2 separate regions of the Mus musculus genome follow, and region 2 is linked to region 1. Evidence: chromatin loops called from intact Hi-C (ENCODE). Cell type or tissue: gastrocnemius. All regions are shown on one strand. Each heading gives the region's core, and the rest is flanking DNA. Links, peaks and the distances in the headings are about the cores only. Region 1 overlaps Nfix (nuclear factor I/X). Region 2 overlaps Nfix (nuclear factor I/X).

Region 1 (2,901 bases), core at 170-2,669:
GCAAAACTTAGACGTCGTCAGCCACTCAGCCCTTCCCTCCTCCAGCCCTGGTACCCCCGCGTTCCAAAGCCGCCCAGTTCTGGGAGTCCTCGGAAAGGGGTCTCAGCGGAGCTGTACACCAGCAGCCAAGCAGAAAGAAGCATGCTAAGCGGACTCTGCTAAGCAGAGGACAAACAGAAAGAAAGGATGCAACAAGACTGCCTTCCTCCTACTCAGCCTGGCCTTCCCAGGAAGGAGCAGCCAGCTCACTGGCCGGCCACCCTGGCAGTTCCTGGGGACCCCACCCTCCGCTGGACTTAAGCTTCCCAAGGAGCCCAGAGGAACAGCTCGTAACAATAGTAGACATTCGAGCTCCCCTCCGGACTTCGTCTCTTTCCCTCACCCCACCCCCCACTCCCCAACCTCTCTTGCCCTTCCTGGGAGCCTCTGCTCAGGCTTCTGGCCCCAGCTGCTCTGGACCAGGCTAGGGCGTTCCCGGGTAGGTAAGGGATGCTTCTTAGAGCTAACTGAATTCAGCCTGAGTCCAGAATAGAGGGTGTTCTGCCACCCCATTTTGAACCGCCCGGGCAGTTCTCGGGCTGGACACCCTCTGTACAGCACACAGGAAAGTCAGAATGCTCTGGACTGGACGCCCAGCCCAGCATAGGCACCTTCTTCCACGCCCGCAGGACGCAAGGGCTGCTGCCCTCTGCCACGCCCCTAGTGAAGGGAGTCGGCCCCAGGTCGCCCCGCACCCCAGCCCTGCATGCAGGTGCCCTTGCTCCGCCCCTCTGCCCTGCCCCTGCCCTTGCTGCACACAGCCCTCCAGGGGCCGGCTGAGAGTGGAGCAGAAAGGGCCCCCGGAGCTGAGCGAGGAGGACAAGGCAGCCTCCACCTGCGCTAGGTAGGCGTCCTGCTCTCGAGACTTTGAGTTCCTGTGGAGGGTGGGGGGTGTCATCCTTTTAAAAGAGTGTTCTGGAGCTTTCTGGTCCCCTTCCCTTCCCACCACGCCCCGTGGCCACTTCTCCCTAGATTTTAGCTGTAATGTCTTTCCTCTTTATTTAGGGGTGGGGCAGTCATTGTTTGGGTCTTTCGCTGTTTGCAGTTGGGAACTCCTCTGTTTGAGCAACTTGGGAACAATTTCGTAACACACCACAGGAAGCAGTTCTCCTCCCAGCCCCCTCCTCCAGTAAGGGATGGCGGAGGCTTGTCCAGAGGGTCTTGAGAAGCCCCCTGGGAGGGAGGGGAACGCGAGCACGCCAGACCCCCTGCAGGGTGACTGGGCCCCTCTGGCTTGTCTTTCTGTGCCTTAGTCCTCCTTCCCTGCATCTCCCCTCCCAGGCCCGTTCTCAAGGCCATGCGCCTCTCTCCGGTATGAAAACACAAAGCACAGGTCAGGATCTTCCGAAAGTCGGTCCAACATTGCACCACGTGGGGGTGGGTTGTGGGCTTTATTTATTGAGAATCTAGTTGGTGAGGCTGCGGCCCTGAACAGGAGAATGGCCGCTAGCAGGGAGCTCGGGGCTGCGAGGCGGCTGTCCCTGCGTTCTGTGTGGAAGTTGAGCGAAGCCCTCCCCTGCGGCGTCGAGGGCCAGGCCGGGGTGGACGTCCAGCGGGGGGAGGCCTCCCTGTGCGAGGGGAGGGAGCCCCAGGGTGGGGGGCCGGGCGGGCCGGGCGTGACGCGCGGTCAAAGTGCAATGATTTTTCAGTTCGGTTGGCTAAACAGGGTCAGAGCTAAGAGCTAGCGAAAGAGGGTCCCTGCCCGGCCGCGTGCGCCTCTTCGGTCGGTCGAGGACAGTCGGGCTGTGGGCGCTGTGGGATTGCGGGGCACACGCCCCGGGCGAGGTCAGAAGCTGCAGGCCAGCTGGGCCGGGGCCCAAGGTGCCCGAGAGAGGTACCCTCGGGAGGACTGGGGTGGGGGTGGTGCTCCTTTCCCAAGTGGTGGTGTGAGGGGCAGGCAGGCAGGGACGATGAGGGCGACAGATGTGGGGACGTGTTTAGGAGAGGAAACAACCCACAAAAAAATATAGGGGAAATTAACCTTTTTTTTTTTATTGAACCAAGTGCAATGCATCAGAGAGTTTTCCTATCTTTGTATGTTAAGAGATTAAGAAAAAAAATTCTATTTTTGTTGTAATGTCCTCGCGGCTCTGGGGACGCTAAAAGAACTGGGCCTGCCCTGCCCTTAGCGGGGATGAAAGCTGAGTGTTTTCCTTTTTTTTGTTTTTTTTTTTGTTTGTTTTCCTTTTTGATAGTTTTCTGGGTTTTTGTTTGTTGGTTTGGTTGGTTGGTTTTTTTTTTGTTTTTTTTTTTTTGTTTTGCCTTTTTTCCTGCGTTGACGAGGATAATCTGGGGTTTAAATTTGTTTCGTCGTTCGGTTTCGGTGGGAGGGCTGAAGAAAACGTTTAAAAACACCTCGACATTAAAAAAAAAAAACCAACACAAGATCAAAAGGAAAAGGACGAGAGAAAATTATTTTTAAGATAATTAAACATAAAAACCCTGGTGCTTATTACATTATAAAGTACGTTTTTAAAAACCCACAAACTATTATACATACGTTTATGAATCAATTAAATACTCTGCACTTGTTAGGAACACGCATATCCCTTCTTTGTTGAGTTTAACGGAACGGGACAGCGGCGTGCGCCCCGCGGCTGGGCTGCTCTGGCCGCGGGTCTCCCCAGGCGCTCCCCCCTTCCTCGCCCCCTCCCCCTCCGGGCACTGGGGCGCGGCGGGGGTCCCCGGCCCCCTCCCCCGCAGAGGTCAATGCCAACGAACAAACGTCCCTTTTCCCTCCCTCCCCACTCCGAGCGCCCTTCTTTGAGCCAGACGCCAACTTGACCCTCACCAGCATTAATCAGGAGCGCGCTCAGCAAGTTGGTAGTTTCCTCCCCGACCCCTTCCCACGTAACACCACTA
Region 2 (2,901 bases), core at 199-2,698, 58 kb before region 1:
ATGGTCGCAGAGCTCTGGGAAGTAGGAAATCCTTTCTGAGCTTAGCAGGCAGGAGCCAGGTGATAGCTTCTAGAAAGTTCCATCTAGTATACCCGGTAGGCATGAACCTGAGGTAATCCTTGCTGGTGAGAGGCAAGGCCTTCAGGGCTTCCTTGGGGGCAGCTCAGTTCATGGAGGCCATGAAGGGAAGTCAGGCTCCTTTTTGCAGAGATGGGGCACAGACAGGCAGTGAGACCCATGCCAGGTTCTCTCTCCACGCCAGTGTCCGGTGGCAGTGAGTGTCCCCACTTTTTTGCCTGGAGAAGGTAGCTGCCTCCCAGCCCTTTCTGCCTTCCTCTCGAAGGAGCTGCCACGCTTAGGTTATTTTATCCTTCACTGTCCGATTGATTCAGAAGCCTTTTCAAAGGCTCCAGCCGTGTCAGCGTGTCAGCGCAGGGCTTGCACAAAAGGCCTCTTTGATTTCTTGTTTGTTTTCATTTGCCTGCGGAGGGGGAGGGGGCCCCCAGAGAAAGAGCTCCTGGGTTTCAAAATTTTTATTTGGGTTGTTTCATTCTGGGAGCTGGCTCCCTGGGACTTCTGTCTCAGTTAGGGAGGGACCAGTGGCTGGGCAGAGGGTGCCCGTGGCCCCCGGAGCAGGTGTAGGGCTCAGGGCACTCATCCCACAGTGGACCGCTGAGAGGCTCTTCTCAGCAACTAGGCCCACAGATGGGGAATCCAGCTCACGTTGAAGCCTGTGTCTGGAGTCATGAAAGGTCCCAAGTGCCTGACGGTAAATGACTTGTCCCTGTTCCTTGTGTCCCCTGAGGACTGGAGTGGCACCCAATTCCATCATTTTCTTCCTGGTTCTCTGGACTGAGAGCATGAAACCTCTATAATACGAACTTCTCGCTAAAGGGTGTTTGGTGTCTTTGAAAACAGACAGAGCCTTTCCTGCCCCAGGCAGGAATGGAGGGAGGGATGCAGGTCTCCTTAGTGACTGCTCATCTTTCTGGGTGAGAATGGAATCTAGAGAGCAGGCATGCCACTTGTATAGGGCTGAGGGCAGAATGGCCCCCGCGGAGGCCCCTATTAGCAGAGTTGAGGCTGGAACTAAATGGAGGATCACCCTGGTTCACAGATGCCGACGACAAGGGACATTTAGGCCAGCCCTTGCCAAGGGCATGCCTGAAACCGTTGTGCATGGACCCCAGCACAACCAGGAAGAATGGTGGTGCATACTGTCAGGCCCTGGGGGGGAGTGGTGGAGACTCAGGCTTGGGCAGGTGGTCACAGTCATCAGCAACAGGGACGTGTGCCCACTGGGTGAGGGGGGGGGCTGCGTAGGGCCTGCTTGGCAGACGGGAGGAGGAGGCTGGGGGGCTGAGAGATAGATAAATATAGCTGATGGCATTTCTGATGGTAGGTTTTTCTTGGCACTGAGGGCACCATGGAAAACTGCACGACAAACGCCCGGCCCTACAGGCCGCCGTCGCCATTTTAAGCATATTTGAGCCGAAGGGTTGTTGGCATTAGAACAGGGTCCCAGAAGGCAGAGGGGCTGGGGTAGGGTGGTTTGGCTGCATCAGGCTGTCCCCTTTTCTCTCTAAGCGTGCCTGGGTCTCTGACTTTATCTCTATAGATACTTAATACCTGGTTTTCTGTCCCCTCTGGTGATGTGAAAAACACATATGTTTGCAGGTTGCCCTTTGCATTACCTCTTTCCCAGGCTGTTGCCCACCCCCACCAGCTGCCATGGCCAGGCAGCCCACCATTCAGCCCTTCCCCGTTTTCCATGTCTTAGTGGTGATGCAGCTACTGCTACCCTAGGGGTAGGTCTCCATTTGTTGGTATTTGGGGAACCCCAGTAACTTAAGGGTACTTGTCTACCCAGTCTACCAGAAACTGTCCTCTAATGATGGAGGAAAGGAATTGTCCCCTCTGGAGATGTGGAGTAGAGTTAGCAGTCCACGTGGTTCCTCCCCAGTCCCTCCCAGCAACCTGTCTTAAATCTACCGGCCTGGCTGGGTGTGTGTGTGTGCTGCTCTGGAGAGACCAGGCCTAGGGAGGGGTGACTGCCCTGCTGCACACCTTGCGGGCACTTGAAAGACCAGCAGGAGTTAGCTCATCCCGCCAGCTGACTGAGCCTTTCAGCCTGCAGAGGGCTGACTTCCTCCTTTCAGAGGTGGACTGATGTAGACAGGCAGGCAGGTGTCATTTTATATCACTCTGTAGAGGAGGAGACTGGAAGAGATGGCAAGGGACTTAGGTCACTGTGAATTTCTGCAAAAAGAGGTTCCAGGTCCCCTTGGCCTGCGATCCTTCAAGCTCCTTGAACTTCACCAAGCCTTGGCGGAGTTCTCATGAGTCCCCATGGCAGTCATTTCCAGCCCTGTAGTACCTGCTGCTGTCTAGAAGGGGCCGGAGCCCCGCTTGTAGCTCAGCTCAAGGGGTCCCCCAGCTGCTAAGCATATGGGCGAAGACACAGGGCAGACCCCTGATACTGTTCTCAATCATGGCCACCTTTTCTGGAGATGCTCCCTGCTCCCTGATCTACATAGACAGGAGCTAGGGCTCAGGTTATTTGGACTCTCCCTTTTGCAGCCACCAGGGACAGTTCTTGTCACACCTCCTTGGGGCTCAGGATATCACTCACTGGCCTTGGGTGGTGGAGTATGCAGGAGATCCAGGTGCAGGGCCAGGCAAACAGGATTTGGGATCCACAATGCTTGCCCTGCCACACCCTTTTCCTGGGAGTTTGCTTGGGGGAGGGTTATAGTTTGAAATAAAAAAATAAACGTAATTACCATAATTAACCAGACGACTACTAGAAGTTTTATAATAGTTGACAATTCGTTGCCTCCTATGAGATCCTTTTCAGTGGTTCTCAACCTGTGGGCTACAACCCCTTTGGGGAGGTGTGTG

Evidence for each region. Hi-C counts contacts between places; a loop is a spot of excess contacts. Peaks named below come from ENCODE experiments on the same cell type or tissue, not always from the same donor. Only the 100,000 strongest peaks of a DNase experiment are listed, where the experiment ranks them.
Region 2: a loop joins it to region 1, with 3 times the contacts of the local background. A loop is called at or near these places in 3 of 42 quality-filtered maps.

Annotation. Positions count from the first base shown.
Region 1 is chr8:84,705,642-84,708,542 of GRCm38, reverse strand. It overlaps Nfix (nuclear factor I/X), which reads left to right. Exons shown (of 11, transcript NM_001371053.1): 11 at 1-2,901. Among named protein-coding and RNA genes, the nearest start is that of Lyl1, 5.6 kb to the right of the region's middle. In gastrocnemius, for the core only: no CTCF peak of the experiment used is centred there; DNase peaks (open chromatin) are centred at 752, 1,295, 1,592 and 1,803; H3K4me3 peaks cover 2,500 bases; H3K27ac peaks cover 2,500 bases.
Region 2 is chr8:84,763,467-84,766,367 of GRCm38, reverse strand. The region is part of intron 2 of Nfix (nuclear factor I/X); the gene reads left to right. Among named protein-coding and RNA genes, the nearest start is that of Nfix, 35 kb to the left of the region's middle. In gastrocnemius, for the core only: no CTCF peak of the experiment used is centred there; DNase peaks (open chromatin) are centred at 603, 1,302 and 2,088; H3K4me3 peaks cover 1,466 bases; H3K27ac peaks cover 2,500 bases.